Linked DNA regions of Homo sapiens: region 1 is linked to region 2. A link is a loop called in an ENCODE intact Hi-C map of the cell type or tissue named here. Cell type or tissue: heart right ventricle. All regions are shown on one strand. Each heading gives the region's core, and the rest is flanking DNA. Links, peaks and the distances in the headings are about the cores only. Region 1 overlaps ADAMTS3 (ADAM metallopeptidase with thrombospondin type 1 motif 3). Region 2 overlaps ADAMTS3 (ADAM metallopeptidase with thrombospondin type 1 motif 3).

Region 1 (15,837 bases), core at 3,506-11,505, 170 kb before region 2:
ATACAGGCAGCAGGTGACAGCTCATCAGAGACAGAGCAAGACAGACACCAAAAATAAGAGAGAGACAGAGGACAGCAAATGGAGACACAGATGACCGAGCACAGGACAGACAGAGATGTGGATAGAGAGCTATGGAAATGGAGGCAGAAGGAGACAGTGATAGAGCCCAAAACCATCCAATATATTTTGCTTGTTTTATTTACTTATGTTTTGAAATGGAGTCTCACTCTGTCACCCAGGCTGGAATGCAGTGGCGTGATCTCAGCTCACTGCAACCTCTGTCTCCTGGGTTCAAGCAATTCTCCTGCCTCTGCCTCCCAAGTAGCTGAAATTACAGGCATGCGCCACCATGCCCAGCTAATTTTTGTATTTTTAGTAGAGACAGGGTTTTACCATGTTGTTCAGGCTGGTCTCGAACTCCTGACCTCAGGTGATTCACCCACCTTGGCCTCCCAAAGTGCTGGGATTACAGGCATGAGCCACCGCACCTGGCCCCATTTTGCTGTTTTAAAATAGCAAATTGACTAAATAAAGAAAATATACTCTGCTTTTGCCATACAGCAAGTTGGCAGGTCAGGCAAATGCTGAATTTTATCCTATGTGCAAGGTGTCTGTTTGAAGTTACTCTATGGACAGACAGTTATTGGAAATGGCTTTAGGGTTGAGTAACATTACCCACAGATCAAAATTGAATAATTTTAGTAAAATATTTCAAAATCTTTGCAAAATTATGCTTTTAATAAAGATGTGAAGTTATAGTTAAATATAACAAGGAAAAATTAAGTGGTTCCTATTAGCAACACAAATTGATAGACGTTACATATACATGGCACAGCCCTCACTCCAATGCCACCAGCCAGAAATGGCAGGGCTATAGTGATCATGATAATTAAAAAGTGTAGGACATTACCTCAAATGCTGATCTTAAAGAACTGAACTGGACTAATATTTCACAGGTGTTTTCCTTTGGTTATTTATCAGTAAACAAATATAAATTCTATAACTTCTCTCAAAAGGAAATTCTGCTTTTTGAGGTTTAAAAACATCAGAGCAGTGAAGTCAATTGGTGTGACACCTACCATTACAAGGAGGCAGTTGACAGGCTCTGACCGACTCAGGCTTTTCACCATCACAGTGGTCCCCAGCCCTGCAGAGGACCTGCCTCACCTCCGTTCCTTCACCGCAGGTCACTGAACACTGCAGAGACAAAGGCTGTGGTTACAGACATTTATTGCACCAAGACCATGCACATACACACACACACACACACACACACACACACACACACACACACACAAAGACACAGAGATCTGGAGTGGGTTCTCTATTAAGTAATGCTGCACAGTGGTTTTGAAGACAGATACTACTGAGTTTATATTCTGACTCCATTATTTACCAGCCTGGGAGCATTGTTTTTTCTACATAAGATTCACCTTCCTTATCTAGTGGAAAGCTGGGATAATAATACCTGTCTTATAAGATTGTTTTAGGACTAAATGAAGGCAAAGGAACAAAGTGTATAAAGCAGTAACAAAATTCCTGACACCTAGTAAGCATATCATATGAAAGAAGCCATGATTAATAACAATGGTAACATCTGCTGTAGTTTCTAAATACAATGTTGATGATGTCTGTTCTCAGGGACCCAATCATAGTATTGACAGTCCTCACTTCTTTCTTACAGATAGCAGAATTTACTGATAAGTTGCCTTGGATGGTTAATTCAACATCCTTGGAACTACTATTTCTCTGTGCTCTTAAGTTCATTTCTCTAATGAAAAGGTTTACTGCTCTAAAACTAAGCTCAGAAAGTTCCATGTAATGGCCCTAGGAAGGTGCTGTGGAGGAGGGACTTCTACTGAGACTTTGATATGTGTTATCATTATCATCCTATGTGGGTGACCTGCACTTGTACTATGGTTTGAATGTCCCCTCCAAAACTCAGGTTGAAATTTAACTGCCATTGTAACAATGTTGAGAGGGACCTTTAAGAGGTGGGACCTTTCTGAGGTGATTTATGGGCATGGGTTAATGCTATTATCTTGGGAATGGGTTAGTTATTGCAGGAATGGGCTACTGATAGAAGGATCCTCTGTGTCTCTCTTGCATGCCTCCTTGCCATGTGATGCCTTCAGCTACAGGAAGACCCTCTCCAGATGCCAGTGCCATACTCTTGGACTCTGCAGCCTCCAGAACCATATGCCAAATAAACTTTTGTTCTTTATAAATTACCCAATCTGTGGAATTCTGTTAAAGCAGCAAGAAATAGATAAGACAACTTGCTTGTTTCTTCCTTTCTGGGCTTATTCTCCACTTACTCTTTAGTCTTCTGTCTGCTTTTTCATGCCCTTTCCTCCTATAAACTATTCTCCTATGACCCCAAGATTTCTTATTTTGAGTCTTTAGAAATATCTAAGACAGGTGGTAATAGCTGACAATGCAACATTGAGTCAGCCAATTAGCAAACAAACATCATCTGGACAGGTATGCTAGGCACTAGCTGAGTGCTGAGGAAACAAGGCATACTATTTTTGAGAAATGTGTGTACTAGTGGCAAATATAGATTCAAGAATCAGAGTTATAATACTCTGTCATGAACAGCATGGTAAAGTTAAGTTGTACTGCATTTCAGATATACAGGAGGAACTGCCAGGAAAGGTACCACCTGGAAGGTGGTCATTTGGACTACGGAGATGAGGTTTGGTGGAGAAGGAGAGATTATCAGGTAGGAGGAGGGGGAGTACAAGTCAGCTGAAAGGTAGGAGGCTCAAACAAGCATGGTCTGTTTGGAACAGTGTGAAGTTTACTCGAACTGGGACAAAGAGTTGGAATGAAGAAAGAATAAGAGGAGTTAGTGCAGTGCCAAATGGTGCTGGGCCCTGCATTCAATATCAGGGGTTTGGAATTTATACTGAAGGAATAGGGAAGTCAACAAAAATATTAGACAAAAGAACAGTCATCTTTCAGACTTCTTCTCTATGTTATGAAACACATAAACATGGTTTGCCCCTAACATGTACTGTCTTAAAGCATTAATTTTTCCTAACACCTCCAGGTAATTACAAAATATGCAGTAGTTTCTCAGTTCACACAAAGCCTAACTGATGTTTAAGCCAAATTAAAATATCTACACATGCTTACACACACACTTTACTTATGCATGCACGGAATTCACACACCTACCTCACTCCAGGGTCCTGTTTTCCACTGTGCAGGGCAGGGCACTCTGTTACAGGGCCGGCGGCTCTCGGGACGGTCACCCATGCAGTATTTGCTGTGCACAGAGCGGTTGGTGCCATCAAGGAGTGGCTGAAGGCAGCGTACAGTGCGAAGCTGATAGCCAGAACTTCCACAGGTTTTGGTGCAGTGTTCCCATTCTTCTGCTACCCAGCTGTGGGTGCGGGGATTTAATATTGCAATTATCACTGGTATGTATAGTGTACACATTTCTACCTGCAAAGCCTAGACTTTTCTGCTCTCTAAGTGACTTGCAACCTAGTGGGCACACTGCAGTTCAGGAAGTGGTTTCAGAAAGATGGATATAATGGATAACTTTTTAACAATAGTAGGCTGAAACTTTTATTTTATTATTATTATACTTTAAGTTTTAGGGTACATGTGCACAATGTGCAGGTTAGTTACATATGTATACATGTGCCATGCTGGTGTGCTGCACCCATTAACTCATCATTTAGCATTAGGTATATCTTCTAATACTATCCCTCCCCCTCCCCCCACCCCACAACAGTCCCCAGAGTGTGATGTTCCCCTTCCTGTGTCCATGTGTTCTCACTGTTCAATTCCCATCTATGAGTGAGAACATGCGGTGTTTCGTTTTTTGTCCTTGCGATAGTTTACTGAGAATGATGATTTCCAATTTCATCCATGTCCCTACAAAGGACATGAACTCATCCTTTTTTATGGCTGCATAGTATTCCATGGTGTATATGTGCCACATTTTCTTAATCCAGTCTATCATTGTTGGACATTTGGGTTGGTTCCAAGTCTTTGCTATTGTGAATAGTGCCGCAATAAACATACGTGTGCATGTGTCTTTATAGAAGCATGATTTATAGTCCTTTGGGTATATACCCAGTAATGGGATGGCTGGGTCAAATGGTATTTCTAGTTCTAGATCCCTGAGGAATCGCCACACTGACTTCCACAATGGTTGAACTAGCTTACAGTCCCACCAACGGTGTAAAAGTTTTCCTATTTCTCAAATAGGATGTGGCTGAAACTTTTAATGCCCTATTTTTTTCTGCCTCTCAGTGACTCTGAAATCTTCTTCTTTCCTAAAGGATGATCTACAGAGGGTTTCTGAAACTCATCTTAAAGTTGCCCTGTTAGATTCAGGCATGAAGGCAGTTTTCAAGGATAGCACCAACTCACTCTCAGTTACATTGCCTAATGGTGTTAAACATCTGACAGTGAATCTTTAAAACAGAATCCATCTAATGGTTGCTAAGACACACTTACGATTTCTTTACATAACCTTCTGTTTTCACTATGGTTTCCTTCTCTCTTGGTCATGTCTATTATACATAGTTAAAAATCTGGTTCACATTCTACAGAGGATACACCTCATGTCTTTTTCTGGGTTGGACGAGGGCACATTTTTATAAAATCTGGAGAGTTCACTCATGTTTAAATATTTTAACTGATATGACTGTTTTATTTCTACAGTTGTTGCTATGAAGGCTACTTGACATATCTATACTGTTTGGATAATGCAGTTCTTCTTATTGGCCCTTACTGGGCCTGACAAGAGGTAAGGGTGGTGTGCATTGGGGCTGGGTAAAAACTGTTCACACAAATGCACCCGATAGAAACATTTCCAGAGGCATTTTCCAAAATATTAACCAGGGGACATTCCCAAATTCTAATGTCAGTGTCAGTGTCCCAAGCACTCTCCAAATCAGCTGTGGATACAACATTACACACAGTTCTCCAGTACACATGGTTACCAAGTCCCAAAGGGTGGTCACCATTGACTCCATCTGGTTATGCAAGCTGTCTGTATGTAATTCAGGCTAAAATGGATTTGCCTTTTCCAAAGTTACTTTCCCTCTGCAATTTATTTTTCTTTCCATATATATGAGGCACCAAAATATAACCATGCTAAAACCTTGGCAGTCTTTGGTATTCACAGTTTAAGACTGCTTTAGCTTGTCAAACTGGTGGTAAAATGAATGTCTCAAGGCAACTGGACTGAGGAATTTTGCTCAATTTTGAAGACTTCAGTGATGACTCTCTTTTGAAGACAAATATTATACTTCACAGATATAGGTACTTCTGATTACCTCCATTCCCTCCTAAGATCTCAGAATGAAAGTAAATGACAAAAATGTTATAAATCTAGAAAGACAAAGAAATTTGAGAGGAAGTCACAGCAACATAATTTTGGAACCTAGAAGACAGATGGACATATGGAAACTAACTCAGCAGATCTAAGAAGAATGAAGTCCAACTCAGCAGTACAAGGTGATGAGCAAACTGACTTGCACTGTAGAACTTTAGAAATATTTAGGGATTAGAGGCCTTAGATTCAGTGTGAGCTGTGAAAACAAGGGTGAAGCCAAGACTGAAAGCAGGATAACTAATGAAAAGTCTGTTTGGAAGCAGTTAGACCTCCTGATTCTTAACCATACAGGGTGATTTGCCCTCCTCCAACGCAGAAGACATGAGGTTTATCCTCTGTAGAATGTGAACCAGACTTAACTGGATACAATAGACATGATCAAGAGAGAAAGAAACCACAGTGAAAACAGAAGGTTACGTAAAAATCCATCTGTGAAATGGTGAGATCGCTTTAGAAACCTATACACATTTCCAGAACAGCCTTTAAACTGGCTTACACTCCCTAGGCAAGAAATTGATTCTGTTCTATGGAATCTTTTTTATAAGAAAAACACTAAATATACAATTAATTGAGGCTCTTTCAATAAAATAGCTGAGTCAGATCACCCTATAGTTGAGCCCACGAGCCACGACTGTAAGGCAAACTTCTAATCAGCCTTCTAAACACTGCATTTTTATACACGTATGAACATCCCAGGATTACCACATAGAAATCCTCTAACATAAATGATGGAGGTGGAGTGGGTGTGGAGAAGTGGAAGAAAAGAACTCAAAAGAAATTACTTAGAAACAGGAAATGAATCCTTGATATTCCAGAAGAGATAAAAGAATACATTGCATCTGTGAAATAAAAATCAAATGCCTTGAAAAAGAAATACTTGAATAGATCTCTTGAATATTAATGATATGATAGCAAAAATGAAAGGTTCGGCAAGTGCAACAATGGACAATAGGAGAGAAAATCCAAGCTACTAATGTCCCAGAAAGAAAGAACACTGAGGAACACGGGAGAATTTTTTTCAAAACAAAAAAAATACAAGAAAATCTTCCAGAGATAAAAGATATACATTTTATTTATTTAAAAGTTTGTGTCATTTGCCACAACATAGATGAAACTGGAGGAAGTTATGCTAAGTGAAATGAATCAGACACAGAAAGACAAATACCATGTGACCTTCACTTGTTTTCTAGATTCCATATGTGGAATCTATAAAAGTGGAACTCACAGAAGTGGAGACTAGAATGGTGGTGATTAGGGGCTTGGGTGAGGGTGAAGGAGTAATGGAAAGATGTTGGTCAAGGGGTACAAAGTTTCAGTTAGAAGAAACATGTTTTTGAGATCTACTGAACAGCATAGTGTCTATGGTTAATAATTATGAAACTGATATTTCAAAATTGCTAGGAGAGCAGATTTGAAATGTGTGTACCACAAAAAATGATAAGTATGTGATGTGATAGATTGGTTAATTAGCTGAGTTTAATCATTCCACAATGTATGCATACATCAAAACATTACATCGTACCCCATAAAAACATACAATTTTTATTTTTCAATTAAAAAACTCTATAAGTACACAGCACAACGATGAGTAAAAATGAGCACCAAGTCAATTTCATCACTGGGATTTCAGGACACTAGGAACAAAATGACGGTCCTACAAACTTTGAAAGACAAAGAGACCAAAACAGGTCATTGAGAAAGAACTGAGAATCAGAATGGCAACTGACTTTTCAACAGCAACACTTGAGTGTAGATAATAATAGAACAGTATTTTTGAGTCTGAGGGATGATATATTATAGTTTGGAGTAACAGTAAATCCCAGAGAAGAGAAACGTAGTAGGAATTCCAAGGAGGATGATGAAAGGAAACCCTAGGATGAAAGCTGGTAAAAAGTCCAAGCTGGAGCTGGAACACAGAGAACTCTCTGTTCTCTAAGACTCTTCCATTTCTATGGAGACTAAAGTGACAGGATACTTGGATGTTTAGTATTTTGAGGGGATTGATACTGAGAAAGAGAGTTTGGGAATGAATTAGGGAAAAGTAGTAGAAGATCAAATACATAAAATCAAAATATTCATTTATTCTGGAAGAAACGTTACAAGAAAGAAACCATAATAATCAATGCATGCTGTGTGACTCAGGTATTAAGAGAGATACATGTTAATACAAACCCTGAATATTGCGATCAGTAAAAGGTATGTTAGGTCAGTAATGGGAGTAGCAGGGAAGGAGAAAGTGTGGCCTCTGGGTGTGCATTTGCGGAGTGGTCATAAAATAATACAATCTTCAGATTTCACAGTGAAAATTCAATGTATAATGTCTAACCCACCTCCCAAAAAAAGTCAAGGAATAGAAGCAAAAACATTTGACTTAGATGGAAGCAAGTAATTACCAAATATCAAAATAAATATAACAGTTGAAAGTGGTTGTTTTTGAGGAACAAGAATGTGGTGAAAGGCACAGAACTGCAGCTTTATATAATTCCTGTGAAGTGACTTGACTATTTAAACCATGTCTATATAGAGCTTTGACTGAAAATAAAATCAAAACTAAAAAGAGCTAAAGGCAGTGAAGTCCTGATTTTGACCTCCAGATATGATAGTTAAAATAGATGCTTACAGTGGATGTGTACACTCTTGAATATTGCACATTCGTCTAATAGGTTTCGGCTTTTTGTTGGCCTCACAGAAGCTGCGATGGACCATTTTATTATCACTTTTCCTACGGCATCCATATTTAGTGTACTGGAAACCTGGAAAAGGAAATAAAGTTCTTTGGATTTAATCACTTCTTCATGCTGATAGTTACTTGATTATTCACTTACTCATTCATACATTTATTCATCCATTCAATAAATATGTATTGAGTGCATACAAACCGGCACTTCAATAGGTGCTGAAGGTCCCAAAGAACATTAAATAAACAAAAACTTTTACCTTTTCAGAGAATACGTTTGATAAATATTGCAACTGCATGCATGTTAAAGAACTAGACTCTAAATATACACAGTCTAGCATGAGAGGTAGATACGAAAACCACTGTGACAATACTTAGTGACATAGGCTTTTAGAAAACTATGTAAATAACTTACAGTAGAGGGCACCAAAGGAACACAGAGGGAAGAGATCTGTAACTTGGAGGGGAGGGGAAAGCTTAGAGGATCAGTACTTTTCTTCAGCAGAATACTGAAGTTCAAATAGTATGGGGTAATGGAAATGAAGCAGAATTATTCTCCAAGCAAAGGAAATAACGTGTGAAAAACTGCGGTTTCTTCATGTGGCTAGAGGATCATGTGTGAAGAGTGCACGAGTTAGGGAAGGATCAGATCTTGAAAGCCTTCAGTGTCTAACAAGTTTCTGGACATTATCCTGAAGGTTATAGGGAGTTACTGAGGGTCTCTCAAACATCAACTTTTATATTTGTAATTATGTATATAAATTTGAAAAAATTCAAACCTATCCAAAAGTTGTAAGAAAAAACAATATTTGTATACCTTGCATCTAGATTGATCTTTTGTGACTATGTCACATTTGCTATATTTCTTTATATATGTGTATGTGTGTAAATATACATATAATTTTGCTGAACCATTTGAAAGTTGAGGACATCCTGATCCTTCACTCCTAAATACTTCAGCACAGATTTCAGAAGTACATTCTCTTATATAACTATAATATAATTCTTAAAATCAGGACATTTAACATAGACATAGTGCTATTATCTAACATACAGACCTATTCAAAAATGTTCAGTTGTCCCTATCATGTTATTTATGGCAATCCTTTTCCAGTCAAGGATCATATGTTGCGTTTAACTGTTATGTCTCCAGCCTCCATCAATCAGAAATAATTACTGAACCTCTTTTTGTCTTACGGCATTTACTAGTTTTGAAATTTAAAAACTATTTGTTTTATAAAATGTTCCGAAATTTGGGCCTGTTTAACTGTGTTCTAATGATGAGATTCAAGGGATTCATTTTTAGAAAGAATGCTACATAAAGTGATGTTGTGTCTTCAGGGCAACATGTTAGAAGACTGAAGGATTTTAATCTGGGAAATAATATAATTTTACCATTCATTCATGCATGCATTCAAGAAAAATTACCCTGTAAATTAAGGAAGAGAAGAACATCAATATTAGTTGACTAGTTAAAAGGCTATTGCAATAATCGTCCCTCCCAAAGTGGTGACTGGAGTCTGGTGAAGAAGGAATAGATGTGGTAGATATGAAGAAGGTATATCTGACAAATATTATGACCAAGTAAATGTTGAGAGTACAGCAGAAGGGAGGGTCCAAATTAAATAAGCATCTTGTAATGGATAAAGAGATGTCATTTAAAATACTTAACTATTGTATTCTTCCCTCAAGAAAACACTTTAGAAATACAGCCTTGAACTTAAAATTATAAAATAAATAATTTACACAAGCACTGCCTAATACAAATTTTGTTCTCAATTATTTGCTGTCATTTTTGTAACAGCCTCTTGCCTTCTCCTGCCCATGGTGGGAAATTGGTAATGGAGCACTTGTTTAGAACTAGAGGAATGGATGATGGGAGAAATTGAGAGACATTAAATCCAGCTTAATGGACTCTGGAGAGGGAACGGAGGCAGCACAGTGCAGTGAGTGAGAGCATGTGTTCAGAAGCCAGGTTATCTGGGTTTGAATCCTATGGGCTCTGGGCAATTATCTTCTGTGTGCTTCAGTTTTGCTACCACTTTAACAGAGATAACAACAGTACCAACTGCGTAGGGCCATTGTGAGTATTCATGCATTGATATATAAAGCATTTAGAACAGTATCTGGTTTCAAATACATAGCATAGTCAGTTACACAGTCATGTAACCAATAGCTCTTTTGTTATTAACTCTGGTAGAAATGCAGAGAGATACAGAAAGCAAAAGTAGGTAAGAAGAAAGATGAGGACCAGAGTACACTGAATTTGGGAGAGTTTTGGAGTTTGGGAAGAATAAAGTGATTAAGGGTACCACTACAGTAAATGCAAGACAAAGGACCTGAGAGAAAAGGGCAAGAGGATTTTAAGGTCTGTCACTGTTATGAAAGGAATCCTATGATTTGGTGATTCTGAGATTTCAGTAAAAATGTTTTGTATTGATGTTTTGATGGTTATGTTTGGTGTTTCTCAGATTGTGGCCTCGATTAGAGACAGCAATAAAGGTAGAAGCAAGATTGGTTTTTATATGCATTACATTTTAATATAATAAATGTGTTCAATGGTTACCTCCACCACAGGGTTTGGAACACTGAGACCAGCTCTTCAAAGCCCACTCAAAAGTATCTAATTCTTCCTGGATGACATTGTTGCTGTTGATTGTAGGTACAGAGTCTTCATGGATGATGTACTTATATGTCAGGCTAGAGCGGGTATCATTTTCTTGAGGTATAATCTAACATACACATGAAATCAATATGTAAATCACCTGAGGGTTTTAAATTTTGAGTGTAAAATTACAAATATTTCAGAATATTGCTCTTATTAAAACTGAAAACTTTCAAATAGTTTCAAAAATTATAATGTTTTTATTTCTATAAACCATAGTGCAAATGTGCCCTGTTTAAGAAAAAGATGAAGTATCTATAAAACTTTTAACATAAAAGTGTTAAAAAATACATACACTGAGGAGTAAGAGTTTGTATTATAAAAATAATAACTTTATAAGGTTCACTGTAGGTTTCCTTAAATTATATCATCTCCTTTTTAAAGGATTTTAACTTTTAAGTGTAAAGAATTATAATTAAAATTAAAGGATTAAAATTTTTAAATTAAAATTTTTAAATTTTTAAATTTTTTGAATTTTTAAATTTAAAAATTTTGGTGCATTTTAAAATTGTCTTCAACGGAAATTGTTGTGTTGTGATGATAAAGATAGTAATGTTCCCTCCAGAAAATATATACATTATGGAAAAATAGAAAGAAAACGAAAAATCATAATTCTACCTAACTAGAGAAAACCAGTCACTTTTATTATTGTGATAGTCCCTCAAGATATTTGCATTCTGTGTGTGTGTGTGTGTGTGTGTGTGTGTGTGTGTGTGTGTGTGTGTACAGACATATTTACTTTCCTGGCTTTGTTTATTTCATGTAACATGCACATTTCTCAAAATATTCTTTGAAAACATGCTTTTGGAGTGTGGAATGATGGTCATTGGAGACTCAGAGGGGTCAGAGGGAATGGAAGGAGGGCTGAATGATGGGAACTTGCTTGGTGGGTACAATGTGCATTGCTCCAGTGATGGATGCACTGAAGGCCCTGACTTTACCACAATGCAAGATATCAATGTAGCTAAATTGCACTTGTACAAAAAAAAGTTAAAAAAAGAAAATATACTTTTAAATGTCAGCATAGTCTGTAATCCTAAAATTGTTATGTATTATTGTTAATAAGTGTGTGGTAACTCTTCAATATTTGTTTTCATTAGAAATTTTCCCAACCTTTGTGGGGATTTCTGGCGTTTCTTAGTAGACTGAAGGGAACAAACACTTTTTATAATTCTAGTTCTTCTGATAGACTGGTGAATGGTCCTCCGGAACAGTTAGAACAATTGTTACTTTAATAATGAGAGTGTATGAAAGTGGCCATTTGACACTACATGTTACATAATTTTCACCTTTATTAATTGGATGGGAAAAATATCATGATTTTAGTTGTTATTTATTTGATAACTAATAAAGTTTAATTTTCCTAAGTTTATTACTCACATATTTTAAACACTGTACATTGCATGACTGTCCTGGTTTTTATTGGAACTGTACACATTTTTTCTCTCCTAATCTGTGCACTAAAGATATGAATTCCTTTTTGTAATATGAGTTGCAAATATTTTCTCAGTTTGTCTCTTGCCTTTTAATTTTGTTCAGGGCAAAGCTGCCTTTAAAAAAATTGATTTTCATGTAGCTTTCATAGGATTTTACTGATTATGCAAAGAGAGAAATGTGCAATTCATTGGTATTCCAAACTAAATTTTTAGAACTACCTTTTGTTTGAGAAATGAGGTGATACTAAAATCAGTGGGGGTAGAGGATCTGGTTATCTGGCTTTTATTCTCTTTTTTCTGTCTTTTTTTTTAAAACAGCATTAAAAATCAAGCACCATTCGAACAACCCTTACACTCTAGCCAGATATCTAATTCTCTTTGCCCCAGACAGCCTAGCCACCATGTTCCAGGACTCAGAATGGAAAAGCAATGTCATAATGATAGAACATTGCTTGTCTACACCCTCATCTCCTAGCTACAAATCTCCCTCTTGTACCTCCAGCCCACACCACTTGCTGTGGTCAGATTATAATCAGTGGGCAAGTCTTGAAGCATCTATCATGATGGTTAAGCATCAGGTCTCTAAAGCCAGATACTCATGTTGCTAGAAAAGAATACAATGTAATTATATCAGCATGAAATACAGCTTCTGGCCTCCAATCATTCATATTTAAAATAAGCTAAATAAAACTTTGATTAACATATATTTTATTATGGAACAGGATGAGAGTCTAGAATAGACCCACATAAATGTGGATAATTAATTTTGACACAATTGAAAGGCATTTTAATAAAGGACAGACTTCTAACAAATAGTGCTAAAACAACTGGACATTGTGATGGTTTAAGAAATGTAGATACATTAGGTAAAAAAGGACTGAGAATTCCGTCTCGGTTTCACTGTCCCATGTTCTCGCTCACTTGAGTCACTTGCTGTAGTGGAAGTCAGTGCCATATTGTGAGGATGTATAAGCATCCTATGGAGAGGCTTAAGTGGTAAAGAATCATGGACTGCTACCCACCACATGGAAAAGCTGGGGAACAATCATCTGAGGCCTTTCAGCACCATGTGACTAAGCTTGGAAGCAGAGTAACCCCCAGTCAAGCTGAGATGACTCTAGCCACAGTTGACAGCAAACTCATCAGATACTCTATGCCAGAACTAGCCAGTTAAGTGGTGTCCAGATACATGTTCCACAGAAACTATAAGTATTGCTTGTGTTCAGCCACTAAGTTTGAGGGTAATTTGTTTTACAACAATAGATAACTAATATAGACATCCATATGCAAAAATAAGGACCTAACACTTCATACAAAATTAACCCCAAGTGATACATATACCTAAATGTAAAATGTATAACTCTAAAACAGTTACCAAAAAAAGTAGGAGAAAATGTTTTGATGCTGGATTAGACAAAAAAAAATTTCATAACACCAAAATCTTTATCCACAAAAGAAAACATTAAAAAATTGGACTTCGATAAAGCTAAAAGATTTTGCTCTATGAAAGAAACTACTAAAAGAATGAAAAGACAACCTATGGACTGGAATAAAACATTTGCAAATCATGTATTTCACAGAGGACTTGAATATACAAAGAGCTCTCGAAACTCAACAAAAAGAAAATATAACAACTTTAACAATGGGCAAAAGATTTGAACAGATATTTCAAAATGGAACTAATTTTCAGAGAAGAAAAACCCTAAAAATTGAGTGGAGCAATTTGACTTAAGTATAATATTTTATAGGAAATCCAATAAATAAAAATTCTGTATAAAACAGAAACTAACAATAAATTTCAAATCAAGTAGCTGTCTTCTGCTTTCATCCATGAGGGAGTAATGGAGTTGCCGTCTTGATATTAAAAGCTATAAAACTGGGCAAAATATTTGCAGAAACTTTTTTTTTTTGTTTGGCAATGTATGTCATGACAAAGGACACCAATCCTTGTAAGAAGAGAAACAAGCCAGATCTTATTCCTGACAAGGGCCAGGTTCTGGACCTGGAGCTAGATTAGAGTTTGGAACTTTCAGAGCCGGCCACTAAAGAGGGGCCTGCTTAGAGAGATCACCTAGAAATCTACATGGGTCCATGACTGAGGGTTGGTCTGTGTATGCTCAAGCCAAGACACCAGGCAGTCCACAGTGGGAGTGCTGGGGGTGGGACAGTGATACCAGAAACCAGGCAGGGCTGAGCCTGGCACCATGAAAGGCCACACCATGGGAAGAAGGACAACACTGAAATAGACTAGCTGTAAGGAAGAATAAAACTAGGCCTTAAAGGATCAGAATGATCTGACAATAACTTAACCGCCTGCCAGAACAAAACCAGACACCTTACAATTTATCTTCCAAAATGTCGAGTGTACAAGAAAAAAAGAAGCAGGAAATGTGATCCATAAAAAAAATTGACAATGTGAAGACCCAGAACTTAAAGGGTAACTTAGATGTAATGAGTGAACATTATGAAAAATTCAGCCGAAAAATGGAAATAAAAAAAAAAAAAGAACCAAATGGAAATTCTATAAAAGAAAAGTGCACCATCGGATACGAAAAATTTACTGGATAGGCTCAAGGACAGATTGGAGATCACCTAAGAGAAATAGTGACTTAGAGCTCAAAAGGAATAATCCGATCTGAAAAATGTATTTTAAAAAAGATTATAAAGGATGAACAGAGCCTGAGACTTGTAGAACAATTTCAACTGATTTAAGTGAGTCCTAGGAGTGAAGAAGAGAAAGATGGGGTGGGGGTGAGGGTTTGGGAAAAACAACTAACTAGAACACATCATGGGAAATTTACCCAAATTTGGTCAAAAACATCAACCTACAAAGCCAAGATTCTCAGTGAACCCCAAGCATAAGACATACAAAGAACACGGTAAACTGAGTATATCACAGTCAAACTGCTAAACCAACAAGACAAAACAAAAAGATGAAGAGAAAAATCTTAAAAAGCAGCCAGAGAAAACTGACACATTACATGCAGTGCAGCAATATAAATGAGGCTTCTCTTCATAAATGATGGATTCTGGAAGGCAAGTGCTGTATAAATGAGTAAAAGAGGGCTCCTGTATATTGGCCCCTAGGTTCTTTCTTCACAGCAGGCTGAGGCTGAGATCTGTTAGCTCAAAAGCCCTCTGATGCCAAACACAAACTTTTATACATCCAGTTGTTTTTAACGCTGCCCAAATGAGGGAGTTTTAGCCATTCAGGGACTGCTTGCTTTGCACAGCTCTAGGAAACTACATCCAACATCTGCTAGATATGAATAAGACCTTCTGGCTATAAGGACCTCACGCAGCTGCCTCCCTTGGAGCCCTCTGACCCACAGACTCTCTTCTGTGCTGCTGAATGACACCACCTAGGCACATAAACCACCTCAGATTCCCCTCTTTCTCAGAAGTTCCCTTGCCCTTCTCTCCTCTAGGTAGTGGCCCCACTTGCAAACCAGCTGAGGCCTAGCCCAAATAAAGTGTGTGTGTGCTACTGCCACCTTGTGGCCATATATTTTTCTTTGATCAGCCCCCAAACCCTTGGAACTCGCTGCAAGATCATAAAAACACAGTGCTGAAAGAAGGGAAAACAGGGAATAAAAAACCAAAAAACTAGCAACTCAAATTCTATATCTAGTAAAGATATCCTTCAAAAATGAGGGTGAAATAAAGATATTTTCAGATCATTGACAGATGAGAGAAT
Region 2 (15,837 bases), core at 4,630-12,629:
ACACATAGCCTGAAAGTAACCTTATACAATTTTTAAATAATTTTGTACATGAAACAAAGTTTTGACTGTGACTCATCACATAAGTTCAGGTGCGAAATTTTCCACCCATACTGTCATATCAGAGATCAAAATGTTTCAGATTTTGGAACATATCAGATTTTGGATTTTTAAATTAGGAATTCCCAACCTGCACTACATATTTAGAAAGAGAACCAGGAAACGAAAAGTTAAATATTAAGAGTATCTCCTCCCCGCCCCCACTTTTTTTACCGGTCATTAGCTGGTTTTCAACCAAAGATTTGTTCATTCTAAATAAGCACAAAATTATTGTTCTGTTCATTGAAGCTGCTTAAGGTAGATTTTCTAGTTTCTCTTACTTTTTTGGAGAGTAATGAAGCTAAGAAAGAAACAATAATTATGTACCACATAGTATATGAACGTGTGTGTATTTTAACCATTTGAAAGCAACTTCAAAAGCCACTAGCATTTCAAAAATTGAAATAGGGAGGGAAGAATAAAAATAAAAGGGCTTCGGGAATGTGAAAGTTGTAGACACCCCACCTGAAATATGCACATTTAAAAAACTAGCTTGTAACAATAATTAAGCAGTATCCAAGTACAAAGGCCTTTTAAAAATTCCTTGAAAAAATTAATAAAATGCATAATTTATTTTTAAAAATATATTAATAAAAGTCATAAATATGCTAACAATTACTATCAAAAAAACCATGCCTAAAATTAAAAGAAAAACTAAAATAGGTGTCACTTAGATCCAAATTTGGGAATACTTGTAGCTACAATGTGTCAGAAAGAAGAAATGGCCACAAGAAATGCTAGATAAGACCAAAAATATCCTTACTTATTTTGTAAGAGCAAAGGAATATTCAAAAACTGAAGATACCACTATAAAATTGTGTCACCCATTTTCAAATTAAAAGATATACAAAAATGTTCACAACATTTGACTAATAAATTTCTTTTTGGGAATTCATCATAAGACTGAATCAAAAGAATCATGAAGCCACAGGCATTCCTATAGATGGTTACCTCATTACTTATAATATCAATAAACCAGAAAGAAGCTAAATGTCCAATAATAAAGTAAAGGTTAAATACATTTGGGATAGTCAATTAAGTTTAACAAACATAAACTGAGTATGTTCTACATGCCAGGCATATAGCTAGCTATAGGCATACAAAAACTACTAACATAACAGCTTTGCTCCCAATACGGGAGTCTCATTCTACCATATCAACTCGATGAACTATGAAAAACCCATTAAGAAGAATGTAAAACAAAATAGATACATCTTTAGGGTAAATACTAGTATATAAAAATATGAAATAAAAAATATGAAATATTATGATCTGAGTTATATAAAAAGTCAACATAGAGTAGAAAGAAATAGAGTGGAATCATGAGAAGAATATTTGGTAGTTAATTACAGGGTGTTCACTAATCCATTATTACTGATCTTAATTTGACAGGCTATTTCTCATGCCATCTGTAATGTGTCAAACACCCTCCTTAAACATTTTTTTCTTTAGTGGACTGTAGATATTCTCTTTAGTCAATTCCATCTGTTAGTGGCAGCATATGCTATATAGCTCCAGAAATGCTAATATACTCAGGCAATGGATATAAGCAACTAATAGAGATTTTGAAATTGACAAACCTAACCTTTCTAAAGCAGAGGGCATGGCAGTAAACAGAGTTTTAAATGTATTCTTGTGGACCGATGGTAAAATTTCTGAACTGATACTCTTAACACCTTTATTAAAACAAATCTAATCTCTCTGCTCACTCCTTCCATTCAACAATACAATGAAATGTTTTCATATTCTCTGATCTTTGGCTAACTTAATTATTTCATTTACTTGGTATAAGTGATGTTTGCTACATGCAATTCAGTTTTCACTCACAGTTTTACTAGTAGTACTAATACACATTTAACAAAATTGATGGACTTTCCTGTGGTGCTTTAACTAGCAGCATATTGAATGATATTATCTGAGAAACAATCATTTCCTTTCTCTACTTCATCCTTTATCGCTCCTTTCATTACTAGTTCAGTCATTCAACATAAATTTATCAAGCATTTACTATAACCTGGTTACTCTTCTGAGCACTATGGATTAAGCAGTGAATAAGAAAACATCCCTGGCCTCACATAACTCACACACATTGCAGTTGAAGAGTTATGACTTTAAAAACAGAAATATAGTTCAGGTCATAATAATTGCTATAAAAAATAAAGCAAGTGCACACTTAAAGAGTGACTGGGTGAGGGCTTGGTGTATTGCCTCTTTTGAGGAGGTGACATTTGAGCAGAAGCCTCAATAGAGTAAAGGATTAATAAAGCCAGCAACCTCACGAGATTATCAACATCTATAACAACATAAGGAATATTATAAATCTCTTGGAAAATGTAAACCAGAAAGATGATTTATACTTGCTTCGTTTTTGTGCTGTTAGTTCTAAAAAGTCTCATCATAGCCCTTGGCTGTTGAAACAATGCGCAGTCATGAAGACTCACAGACTAAAAGTAGTTCAATCCCAAGCACATCAAAGAAACATGAGTGCATTTTACACAAGTGTACGGTCACACACCACAAAATGACATTTCAGTCAACAATGGACTGCATATATGATGATGGTCCCGTAGGATTCCAATGGAGCTGAAAATTTCCTATCACCCTGTGACGTCTTAATGATCCTGATCCCATGTAGGCCGAGGCTAGTGACGTCTTAATGATCCTGATCCCATGTAGTCTGAGTCTAATGTGTATGTTCGTGTTTTAGTTTTTAATGAAATAGTTTAAACATGTTTTAAATTTAAAAAATAGAAAATATAGAATAGAATATAAAAAGAAAATATTTTTGTAGAGTTATACAATGCGTTTGGGTTATTATAAGAGTTTAAAAGTAAAAAAAAAATCGTAAACATTTATAAAGTAAAAAAGTGACAGTAAGCTCAAGTTATTATTGAAGAAAGAAAATTTTTAAAATAAATTTAGTGTAGCCTAAGTGTACGGTGTTTATGAAGTCTAGAGGAGTGTACAGTAATGTTTTAGGCCTTCACAGTAACACATCGCTCACTCACTCAGAGTCATACAGAGCAACTTCCAGTCCTGAAAGCTCCATTCATGACAGGTGATCTATATAGGTGTACCATTTTTATCTTTGATACAGTATTTTTATGCTATCTTTTCTATGTTTAGATACACAAAAACTTACCACTGTGTTATAACTGCCTACAGTATGCAGTACAGTAACATACTGTACAGGTTTGTAGCCTAGGATCAATAGACTATAAGGCATAGCCTAGGTGTGTATTAGGCTATGCCATCTGGGTTTGTGTAAGTACACTGCATGATGTTCACACAATGTGAAATCACCTAACAACACATTTCTCAGAATATATCCTCCACATTAAGCAAGGCATGACTGTAATGGGTACGTAGCTCAGAAATGACCAACCTCTCAAAAAGCCAAACCACTTCATATTTTTGTCAGGTTATTTATGCCTTGGCATTTGTGCAAAGCAGAAGCATACATTGTAATCACTTGAAAGAAAAGATTATATCTAGACCAAAGAAAGTAAGACAAAAGCCACAATGAACAGCAAGGTTAATTATTCTAATGAAGCATCTTTCCACAGCTCCTCCAATTTCTAACCATATTATAAGAATACTCATTCTCCATCCCTCTCCCAAACCACTGCCACTGCCCAAAAATAATGGTGGGATTTAGTTGACATTTTTTTACTATTTTTCAGTGTTTTGAAATCTTTTTTGGATACTAAAACAGGCAAAAAAAAAAAAAAAAAAGCATTTGGTAACATACTTTCAAATAAAGATTTCCTCTTCCACAACTTCACATCTACTTCTTTCTTTATTTTTTAACTTGTCCAGTTACAGGTGGCTAGCAGCAAAGAGTTCCACCCTGCCATTAACCAAAGAGAAGCCTCACTGAAAAGGATCAAGAGCTCTGTGTTTCATCAATTTAACATCCTAGCATTAGCACCAGCCAAGCAGACACAGCCAGCCTGCCAAGACAAACAAATGGGTCTTGGCTAAAGGGGCGCCCATCTCTGGAGACAGCCCTCCAGTCTAAACTTCTTAAGGAGTCCATATAAACGTGCTTTTATTGAAAGGTGCTACTCCATCTAAAAAGCACAGATTCAGTTCAAACACTACCACCTTTCACGGTTATGTTGGCTTAAGGTGTGTGCAGCTCAATGACCGTGCAAAACCTGCGTCACAGCTACCTGCTGCTCACTTTTTAAATCCCCAAACCAAAACTTCTGGAGCCACATTGAACACTGGCTGTTTTATCAGAAAGAAAATAAGAGTGAAGAAGGATGCTGGGCCACAGAATCTTTTCCTGCCTCCACCCCAACCCCATCCAAATAGAGAGCTGCACTAGGTGAATAAATGGTTATAGGTCTCCTCTGTTTCTCTAGCCTAGTGGATAGAATTTAAACTTAGTGTGGGAATGTCACTCCTTCATTCCTTTTCTGGAGTTTGTCAGTAAGCGAACATTGCTTAAAGGTTGAGCTTCTTGGAGATGTGGGGTGGGCAGGGCTAAATTGTGAAATCTATTAAAAACTGAAAAGATTTTACAGAAAACTATAAATTTTTAACTAAATTTAAAAGAAAATCCACTAGCAAACATTTATTGAACATTTACTCTGTGTTGAATTCTGGGAAAAGTGTGGGGCTATGAAAGAGAACATGGCACTTACCATCCTAGAGAAACTATAAATCTAATTCAGTCAAATACTAATGGCAACAACTAAGAATAAAAACTACATCCTGAAAGTTTGCAAGATTTGGATTCCTAAGAATGTGCAAGAAGTGTCTCTACAAAGTAATGGACCAAAATTCTATGAGATAGTTTGGAAAAGTAGTCTCACAACTTAGTGTTCAAACTGCATAACCTTCATCTTAGAAGTTTCAGGCGTTTGTGTGTCACCAAATGAGTATTCAAGCATTCACAATCACAAGGAGCCACCCTCACAGGAGCGGCAGTAGTCTTGTATTCATTCATCCTCTGAGCATTGGGCTTCTAAAATGTGCCAAGCACTCCATCCAGGTGTTGGAAATGTAATGGTAACAAGACAGAAATCTAAGCCCTTGCCCTCATGAAGTTGATAATCCAGTTCAGGAGAGAGAATATTAATAAGTAAATAAATAAACACCATTGCTTAGTTAGTGACAACTATGATGCTAAAAATTAGCCTGGGTCCTGGGAAGATCTGAGATGGAGGGGCAGGTATCAGAGGAACCATTTTAAGAAAGGGTAGTCCAGATTGGCTCAAGAAGGAATACTTGAGCAAAAATCTGAAGGATCAAAAGGAGCCAACTATGTAGGAGGAGTGACTGGCAAAGGAAGTAGCAAGAGGAAGAAATGAGCTTAGCAAGTTCCAAGAACAAAAACGCCAATGTGGCTTGAACATAGTCAACCAGGGTGGAATAGTAAGGCTAGAGGCCAGTCTTTACCAAGGCTTGGATCATGTAAGGCCTTGCAGATGATGGTACAAAGTTTGGCTTTTATTCTGACAGTGATAGGAGGCAGCTAGGGTGGGAGGGTTAAAAGTGGGGGCGATATGATCTGATTTACTTGTTTTAATGTCCACTCTGACTGTACTCATTCATTCAAACATTTGTTCAGCATTAACTATGTCCTACACACTGGGGATCCAGGATTGAACTAAAAAGGGCAAAATCTCTACCTTCATGAAGTTTGGGTGCAGGACAGGGGTTTTAGGGGCAATAAATACAAAGCACACACTTAAGCTTAATGTTTCAAGTTGATATGGTTTCCCTGTGTCCCCACCCAAATCTCACCTTGAATTGCAATAATCCCCATGTGTCAAGGGTGGGGCCATGTGGAGATAACTGAATTATGGGGGCAGGTTTCCCCCATACTGTTCTCATGGTAGTGAATAAGTCTCATGAGATCTAATGGTTTTATAAATGGGAGTTTTTCTGCACAAGTTCTCTTGTCTGCCACCATGTAAGATGTGACTTTGCTCCTCATTCAGCTTCTGCCATGATTGTAAGGCCTGCCCAGACATGTGAAACTGTGAGTCAATTAAACTTCTTTCCTTTATAAATTACCCAGTCTTGGGCATATCTTTATTAGCAGCATGAGAACTGACTAATACACAAGTGATAATGTCCTATCAATAAAAAGAGAATAAAAAGGTAGAATGTGATAATGCAAGATGCCATTTCAGAAAGGTTGGTTGGGTCCTTCTGACACTGTGATGAACATCTGGGGAGAAAGCATCTCAGGAAGGTGAGCAGTCAGTGCAAATTCCATAGAGAAAGCACTGTTCAGCTCGTGGCTGGCACTATGGTTCACAGGAGGATGTAGAAGAAGAGGCTAGAGGGATAGCCTGTGTGAGAGCCATGTGCATCCTTGTAGTCCATGGTAATGAGTTTGGATTGTATTCTTGAATGGCAAGAAAGACCACTGGATAGTTCTGAGCAGAAAATGACAATCTAACTGCTGTTTGGAGAAAAGACACTACGGCAACAAGACTAGATGTGAAAAACACCGTTACAGCACAAGAGATGTGAGTAGCTTGGACCAGAGTGAATGGTCAGAATCTATACATATTCTGAAGGCGGAGCAAACAGAATTTGCTAATCGACAGAATGTGGGGGTGGGAAAGAATGAGAGCCTTCAAGCTTGATTCTAATGGTTTTGTCTTGGATGTAATGCTATTTCTAATTTCCCTGCCTCCCTGTGGCTGCATCTTCTCTATATCCCTGGTAGGCTCCATGTAATCTAATGTTATTTGCCCAAGTTCTACCCTTGACCATCTTCTCTTCTCTTGTTCTCTTCTCTTTTTATCATTTCCATTTATACTCATCGCTTCAACTGTACTATATATGAGATGATACCCAGAGTAATAGAATGGAAAAGGCTGTAATTTAGGGTCAGATAGAATTAAGCTCAATTCCAAGTTCTATCAGTTCCAGCTATGCGGTCTTAGTTAAGATAATGACCTCTCTAAATCTGCCTCCTCAATGGTCCATTAGAGATGATAATACCTCAAGGGGATACTGAGATAATTAAATATGTCACATTTAAAACCTCACTATATCTCTGGCACATTGGAAGTAATCAAACATTATTTCAAAGTTGTATTTTATTTTGTTTTAATCTCCATCTCTAGCTAAAAATCACTGCAAAAAAGCTTTCCCCTCTCCTCCATTTTCCATAGTCAGCCAAACCTGAAGCCCAAAAGTCACCTTTGAGTCACCTTTGTCTCCTCTAGCTTTTTCTGGCTTTATTTCTAACTGCCAAGTCTGCAGATTCAAAATTATACCTATTGATTTCATTCCTTCTGTTAATCCTATACTTAGGTAGCCCCAAAATCTGCTGATCACTGTCTCGAGGCTTACTCTACAGCCTTGTCTCAGCTACACCTCTTCCCACAGTATCTATTGCAGTATCTTCCAACTTCTCTAAGTCTTATTTCAGTGATCCTCCTAAAATGCAAGAGCACTCCTAAGTGAAAACCTGCAAATGGCTCCTTATAATCTAAATAAGATTCCAGCTTGTTAATATACATTCAAGAGACATGATTTTGATCCCATCTTGTATCTCCAACTTCTCCTACATTATTTCGTCTTTATTCCATACTCTTACAATTTAAAAGTCTACTGTCCTATTCCACCCTGATTTGTCCCATGTTATTTCTTCTGCCTAAAATATGCTCCTTCCTCCCAGCACCCCAAACTCTCTACTGTTTATTCTTTAAGTCCAAGTCTTACCTCCTCTGAAGGATCTTCCCTGAATACATCACAGACTAAGTTACCACCCTTTTAAGTGAGGACAGAGTAGCAAGTTTGCATCACTTTACTAGGCCCTCATCATACCACACTGTAATCTTTTGCTAACTTGTATAGCACTCCCCATAGATGGCCATCCTTGAAGACAGAACTACTCATGACTCATCTTTGTATCCTTAGTGCCTACCATCCTACAGCAATGCTGTAATCCAATTATATAGAGCAGTCAACTAATGTTCAAAGAGGTTAAGCTATATTATATCATATATGCCTGTATGTATCAGAGCAAAGAAGGTTATAAACTCTGGACCATTTTGTTCCAGCAGCCACACTTTCTCAAAATTAGAATCATATAAAAATGTATTATTTCACTAATCCTTCAGAGGTTTTCAGTCTGAAAAAAAAATTTCTTTAAGTAGAGCTCAAGAACATTCTTCATTGTATATCTAAAAATAGTGAAATGAAAAACTATTTTAGATTCCTTCATTTACAAACTCTAACTTAACAAAAACAAAAAGCATTACATGTAATATATAGTGTAAGAATCTAATTGGCAAAACTTCACAATTGCCATGGATATGATGCCAATGGAATTTCAAACTTCTTCACAGTCATCATGATCCAAAGTTTACAGGAGTCTTAAGAAAAATAAATCAGGACAATATCCCAAATTTCTTTTCAAATACAAATACTCTAATGGCAAATATCATGCAAACATTATGCAATTATTTCACAGTTCACAGTTTTGTTCTTCTTAAAAAATGTATTTCACAATTTTACTAAAAATTACCCACATGGTAATTACATAAATAAGGAACTTGATGTATCAGTTATATTAAAAGACTCCCCATACCTAGTCATATTTAAATGACAAGTCTGGAATAATAAATAATGATTAACACAAGCATTAACCAAATACAAAAAGCTATCTTAACATTTTCCTTTAAAACTTAAGTAATGTCTTAGGTAAATCCATCCGTTATTTCGAACAACATTGCATCAAACACATCACAACAAAGTTAAATTAATAATGTCAAAACTGGCATGTATTATGAAAAAAAAAACGAGAAGAAAACTTAGAATAGAATGTAAGTTTTGACTTGGTTCACAGCTTATCTTGCCAGTGCATATCACATGGTCCCTCTCTTCAACCACCAGTCACACATCTAAGTTTAACTAAATGTTATTTATTTTTCATATTTTGTGGAAAAAGCAGTCTCTGGTTTCCAATAAAAAGATGGCACAGCATCTTTCTTACCAAGAATAATTACTAGATGGTTGTTCATAACTTTTCATATGCAAGTTCCTATAGTACATACATATGATTATAAATCATACTACAATCATATTAATTTAAACTCTACTCATCAATCATTATCAACTTAACAAATTAGCACTCTTGTGCCCTCTAGTGGATGAATGAATACAAAATTCTGTTTATTTTCCTCAGAAAGGTAAAAACTGAACCTGACTATACACGTGTATATTCAGAAATATGTTTAGAAGACAGATATAGTAACAGTTAACCAGTTAACAATGTAGCCCAAGAGGCTGGTGAATACAGATATGAAGACACTATATTACAATAAAATGGTAGTATTCCATGGGTTGGAGTTCTACCTATAGAATTCAAATGGTTTGAATTCATACTCCAACCCATAGAAGTGATGTTGTTTCAGGCTCATTGTTTAATATCAGAGGCTCCATTTCTTCCTCTCTAAAATGAGGTGGATAATAGTGACTTCATAAGTTGTTGTGAGAATTAAAGGGGTTAACATGTGAGTACAATGAACAGTACCTGGCATTCATTAGACGACTAATAAAATCAGTGTCCTTTCCCCTTATTGCTATCTAATCCCTCACCTCTCCGTGATCAGCATGCACAGGTCTTTCAGGCCTGCTCCTTCCAAGCACAGGTGACTCTTGAACAACACAGATGTGAACTGTGTGCATCCATTTATACATGGATCTTCTGCCTTTGCCAACCCTGTGACAGCAAGACCAACCCCTCCTCCTCCGCCTCCTCTCCCTTAGCCTATTCACTGTGAGGACAACAGGGAATGAAAAGCTTGATGATGATCCACTCCCACTTAATGAATAATAAATACATTTTCCCTTCCTTATGACTTTCTTAATAACACTTTTTTTCTCTGGCTTACGTTATTGTAAGAATACAGTATATAATATATACAACATACGAAATAAGTGTTAATTGACTGTTTATGTTATCAGTGAGGCTTCCAGGCAACAGTAAGCTATTAGTGGTTAAGCTTTAAGGGAGTCAAAAGTTACATACAGACATTTCACTGCATGGGGGTTGGTTGCCCAACCTCCGCATTGATCAAGGATCAATTGTATTGTCCCAGTGTGCCATATTTTTTTAAATACAAGACTTCAGAGAAGACTTCAAGTTTGTATACAAGATGAGAAAAACTAGAATGCTCAATACTGTTTTAGTCTAGGTTGATACTGGCTGTCCTGTGGGTTTCATTCTGAATCGGGATTCTAGCCCTTTCAGCAACTCCTCTTACTTGGTCATGGGCAAAATGGCATAGCTACACTGACATGATTCCTCTATATCTCAGGCAGATATTCTAATCACCACCTACCTCTCTGGAATACCATGAGGATTACTCAAGTCATTTTCTGAAATTATTTTAAGTTTATATATATATATATACACACACACACACACACACACACACACACATTTCATATACATAATATATACATCTCATGTATAATATATATACACTCATAATATATACATATTATGAGTATGTATATACACACATATAATACACACACATTCTTAAAATTATATCCATCTTCCTGTATATGCATGACTTATAGTAATAGTTCTCGAAATTTAACCTGTGAATCCCTGAAGACACCTAAGACCCATTCTCTTAAAGGGGCTCTGCAAGGTCAAAACTATTCTCACCCTAATATGAAGATGTTTTCACCTTTTTCACTGTGTTGATATTCGCACTGGTGGCAAAAAGGCAATGGTGAGTTAAACTGCTGGGCTTCCACATGAATCAAGGCAGTGGCACTCAACTGTACTAGGAGTCATCATATTCTTCACTGTCCTACACACTTATGGTAATGACAATAATTTTTAAAAGCCAGTTGCAATAAAAAAGTCCTGTTAAAGCGTAACAATTATTAATTTTATTAAGTCTTAAGGCTTAAGTACAAAATTTTTAATATCCTATGTGATATAAATAGGAAGTGCACAACCATATACCACTTCTATCGCATACCAAACTACAAAGGATATCTCAAGAAAGATCACTTGCACAAATGTTTGAGGTGTGAGTCGAATGAGCCGTTTTTTCATGGAACACCATTTTTACTTAAAATAATGACTAAGAGATAAAGCACAGTTATTCAAACTTGGATATTTGGCAAACATCTTCTTGAAAAATAACGTGAGCCTGCCTTTTCAAGGAAAACAACTAACAGGATATGTTGCTAATGATAAAATTCAAGATTTCAAGCAAAAATTAGAAACTTGGAGTACTTGTTATCTGCCACTGTTAGCTTAACAGACTCTCAACATTTAAAGACTTTTTCTGATTTAATCTGTAGTTATAGTAACAAATGTCAATAATGCAATAACTTCTAACTCCATGACACAATATTTTCCAAATGACCAATGCATAAAATTACAAAAAGTGCAACATAGATTTTAATATAACAGAGTACAAAAATACTTGATATGCTTTTGGATTCCACATTGCATCTAGTATTTAGAGTGCTAGTATTTGTTGAGTTCTAGTATAGAATCAAAGAATGTTCTCATTATATAAAAAGCATTTTAAAATATTTGTTTCATTTCCAACTGCATATGTTTATAAGACCAGATTTTCTTCATATACTTCAACCAAAACAACATTAAAAATGCAAAAGCAGATATGAAAACGTAACCATCTTCTATCAAGCCAGGCAAGAAAAAGGTTGGTGAAAATTAAAAACAATGCCATCTTCCTCTTGAATTTTTTTGTTTTTGAAAATATAGCTACTTTTAGACAAACTTGTTTATGTTAATATATGCCAAGTTTATTATAACTACTGTAAAAATTAATAAATCAATATTTAATTTTGTTCATCTCTGATTTTCATTATGGTAAATGTAGATAGATATAATCTATATAAACAAAATCTCTTTGAGGTCTTAAATAATTTTTAAGACTATAAGGGCCCTAAAGTCAAAAATTGTCAGAACTACTACCTGAAAGAAACCAAGATCCTCCACTGAAGAAAGCTATCAGTAGAGATCACTTCTCCCTCAGTTGGAAGCAGGAATGTCAGGAACTATGGGACATAAAGCAGATACTTAGAATTCCTGAGATAAATACAAGGAAGATCTAGAAATAAGAACTGAGTTTAACATCTGGAAATCCTGGTCCAGGAAAAATGAGACAGGGCTTGACAATATAAATGACAAATAGGAGAAATAACGTTTTTATAAATATTCTGAAATTCATACATTCTCAATTCCACTACATCGCTTATATTTGCTAAGGCCAAAATTCCATGCCCCTTAGAAGAAAAGAAACTTATAAAAACCAAACTACATACTGATCATTTTTCTTCTGAAAATAAGATATTAACCTCTGTTACTACAGAGTATACGCCAAATACAGAAATATCCCTGGTAAAATATCTTTTAACAACATGCAAAGCAATTCACTGTAGGTTTATACAGTATATTAAAGACACATAAACAGTGCTTCTGAACATAAAAATAACTCAACATTCTCAAGCTTCCATGAAAATCAGTTTGTTTTCTTACTTTTTTTTAGCAAAATGGGCTAATTAACCTACTAGTCCATGTTATGAATTGCTTTTAAGAACCTGACAATGTCATCTTGTCCGTTCCCCAATATATATTTAATAAGGAGACATTAAAATTAGATTCTGTTCAAGAGAAATATTCCTTCTTTCACCTTGCAGTTCTGAAGAACCCCCAATATATAACAGAAAAATCAGAGTTGTGCTAATAAGTACTCTTAGGGGAATAATTACTGAAAATGCCACATATAAGATAGTCAAAATGAAGGGTAAAATAAATTCTTTATTCATGGATAGCTTATGTTGACAATTGTAGAATGGCTTAAGCACTGCACGAACTTTGGCTAGCATTTGTTTCATGTTAAGACACAAGTCAATCTGAGGTGCCTCAAACGTAACTGTAATATTTGATGACCATGAGTATGAGTGAAAGAGAAATTCATCTAAAAGTTGGCATAAAATACAGCAAAACAAAATCTTTAGTTTTGCAACCAAAGTAACTTGGAACCCCATTACAAAATTTCTAAAAAGAATTAAAAATAAAAAATTAATATTAACAAAACAAACGATAATTTAATAATGTATAGCTTTGCTATTCAACATGTGTACCTGAAGTAGCAGATCCCACAGATCTTGTTAAAAATATTGATTATCATAATCAGTATATCAGAAGTCGACATACTTCTACTACACCTAGGGACTCTACTCACTAAGTACAACTGTCTACTCTGGACCTTATATATATAACAAACATAAGACGACTCTAAAGGTGGAGAGAAGAAGGCAGACTAGCTAAAGACCTCAAGATCCATGATGACATGCTGGGTTTTCTTTTTGCTTCTTTTATCCCAGATTTGCAGTGGAAAAAAAAGTTAGCAACTCAGAAATGTAGACAAAAACAGGCAAGGAAACAAAAACAAACAAAATAACAACAGCAACAATAACAAAGCCCTAAAAAAAACATGCTCTCTCTAGCCAATGGTCTAGGAAATGGCCAGCCTATGAGAATAAAAACATTTAGACACTAACAGTTTTACACAAGCCAAACACCACAGAAAAAAAAAAAAAAAACACGGTCCTACTACATTCACACCAGCACAGGCCAAGTGGGGAGCTTAGGCCTCCATCTTGTCAAGATTGTGATGAGTCATCCCAACACCCTAGGTGGTGTGAGAGAAAGCCAAGTGGGGAGCTGGGACTTTCATTCCCACCAGTTGGTAACCAGCACTTCCCTAGTACACTGTGTACTATCAGTGGGACCATATGAAAAACCAAGACTCCCAACTCCTACCCATCAGTAATGAGTCACTCTTTCCCCTCCCCACTGGGGTGGTTTCAAAGGAGGCAGAGTGGAGAGTTAGAACTTTCACCATTGCCTGGTAATAAGGTTATCTTTTATTGGAGGCCATCCTCAACATGATGTCAGTGAAGACCATGTGGAGAGCCAAAATTCCCACTCCCACCCAGCAGTAATGAGACACTCCTGTCTTCAGGAGTAAATAGAAGCCAAATGAGGAACACAAACTTTTATCTACACCTGGCAGTAACAAGGGAGCTCCTTCCCCACATATCTGCTAAAATGGTGTCAGAAAAGGCCAGTTAAAACAGAAGGTTTAAATAAAATCCAGAGTCTCAGAACATATGAAAAAGTCCAGATATAAGTCAAAAATCACTCGTCATATCAAGAACCTGGAAGATCTCAAACTAAATGAAAAAAGACAATTAATAGATGCCAACACTAAGATGACAGATGTTAAAATCATCTGCACAGATTTTAAAGCAACAATGATAAACAATGTTTCAATCATCAATTACAAACATACTTGAAATAAATGAAAACGGAGAAAAAACAAAGAAATAGAAAATATAAGGAAAATTCAAATAAAGTATTACAACAGAAAAATATGGTAACCCAGACACAAAGCTCATTTGGAAAGGCTCAACAGCAGAATAAATGGACAGAGAAAAGAATCAGTAAACTGGAAAGCAGAATAGATGTTATCTAATCTGAACAAAAGAAAGAAAATAGACTACATAAAATAAACAGAGCCTCAGAAACCTGGAAACAATATACTTAAAAAAAAAATCTGACACTAATATTCAGGTAAAGTTTCCATACTTCATTCAAACTGGTAAAATGACAACATCAGTAGTTATGTACATATAATACAATATGTAGAGTAACCACCAGAAACTACACAAGGATATACCTCACAAACGCTATTAATAAATCAAAATAGAATTCTAGGCCGGGCGCTGTGGCTCACGCCTGTAATCCCAGCACTTTGGGAGGCCGAGGCGGGTGGATCACGAGGTCAGGAGATCGAGACCATCCCGGCTAAAACGGTGAAACCCCGTCTCTACTAAAAATACAAAAAAATTAGCCGGGCGTAGTGGCGGGTGCCTGTAGTCCCAGCTACTTGGGAGGCTGAGGCAGGAGAATGGCGTGAACCCGGGAGGCGGAGCTTGCAGTGAGCCGAGATCCCGCCACTGCACTCCAGCCTGGGCGACAGAGCGAGACTCCGTCTAAAAAAAAAAAAGAAAAAAGAATTCTAAAAATGTTTGCATAATCTTTAAAGGCAGGAAAAATAAAACAAAGAATTAAAAAATAGAGGAGGAGAAAAAAACAGAAAACAAAAATAAAGTACCAAACTTAAGCCCTAACATATTAATAATTACATTAAATATAAATAATGTAAATATAACATTAAAAGACAGAGATTGACAGATGAAATTTAAAAGCATAACAAAATTACATGCTGTCTACAAGAAACTCTCTTCAACGAAATAGGGAAGTTGAAAGTAAAAGAATGCAATATATACATAATGCACATATCATTCAAAGAAAATCATAAGTGGCTATACTAATGTTAGATAATGTAGACTTCAGAGCAAAAACATATATATATTAACAGAAAGAGATATTATATAATTATAAAATAGTCAATACAGGAAGAAGACACAGCAATCTTAAATACATATGCACCAGACAACAGAGACGCAAAACATATGATACAAAAACTGATAAAATTGAAAGAAGAAACAAACAAATCCACAATTACAGTTGGAGTCTTTAACATGACCTTTGGAAGAACTAAACAGCTAGACAAAAAATTAGCAAGAATATAGACGAACTCAACACCATCAATCTACAAGATCCAGTCAATATTTATAAAATATTCTACTGAAGAATAGGAAACTATATACAGTTTCAAGAGCCCACAG

The links. Peaks named below come from ENCODE experiments on the same cell type or tissue, not always from the same donor. Only the 100,000 strongest peaks of a DNase experiment are listed, where the experiment ranks them.
Region 1: a loop joins it to region 2, with 10 times the contacts of the local background. A loop is called at or near these places in 28 of 110 quality-filtered maps.

The regions. Positions count from the first base shown.
Region 1 is chr4:72,287,672-72,303,508 of GRCh38, forward strand. ADAMTS3 (ADAM metallopeptidase with thrombospondin type 1 motif 3) reads right to left here. Exons shown (of 22, transcript NM_014243.3): 18 at 10,606-10,771; 19 at 7,983-8,115; 20 at 3,184-3,391; 21 at 1,080-1,197. Among named protein-coding and RNA genes, the nearest start is that of NPFFR2, 260 kb to the left of the region's middle. In heart right ventricle, for the core only: a CTCF peak has its summit at 8,475 (motif pointing right); no DNase peak of the experiment used is centred there.
Region 2 is chr4:72,459,886-72,475,722 of GRCh38, forward strand. All of the region lies in intron 3 of ADAMTS3 (ADAM metallopeptidase with thrombospondin type 1 motif 3), which reads right to left. Among named protein-coding and RNA genes, the nearest start is that of ADAMTS3, 100 kb to the right of the region's middle. In heart right ventricle, for the core only: a CTCF peak has its summit at 9,220 (motif pointing left); no DNase peak of the experiment used is centred there.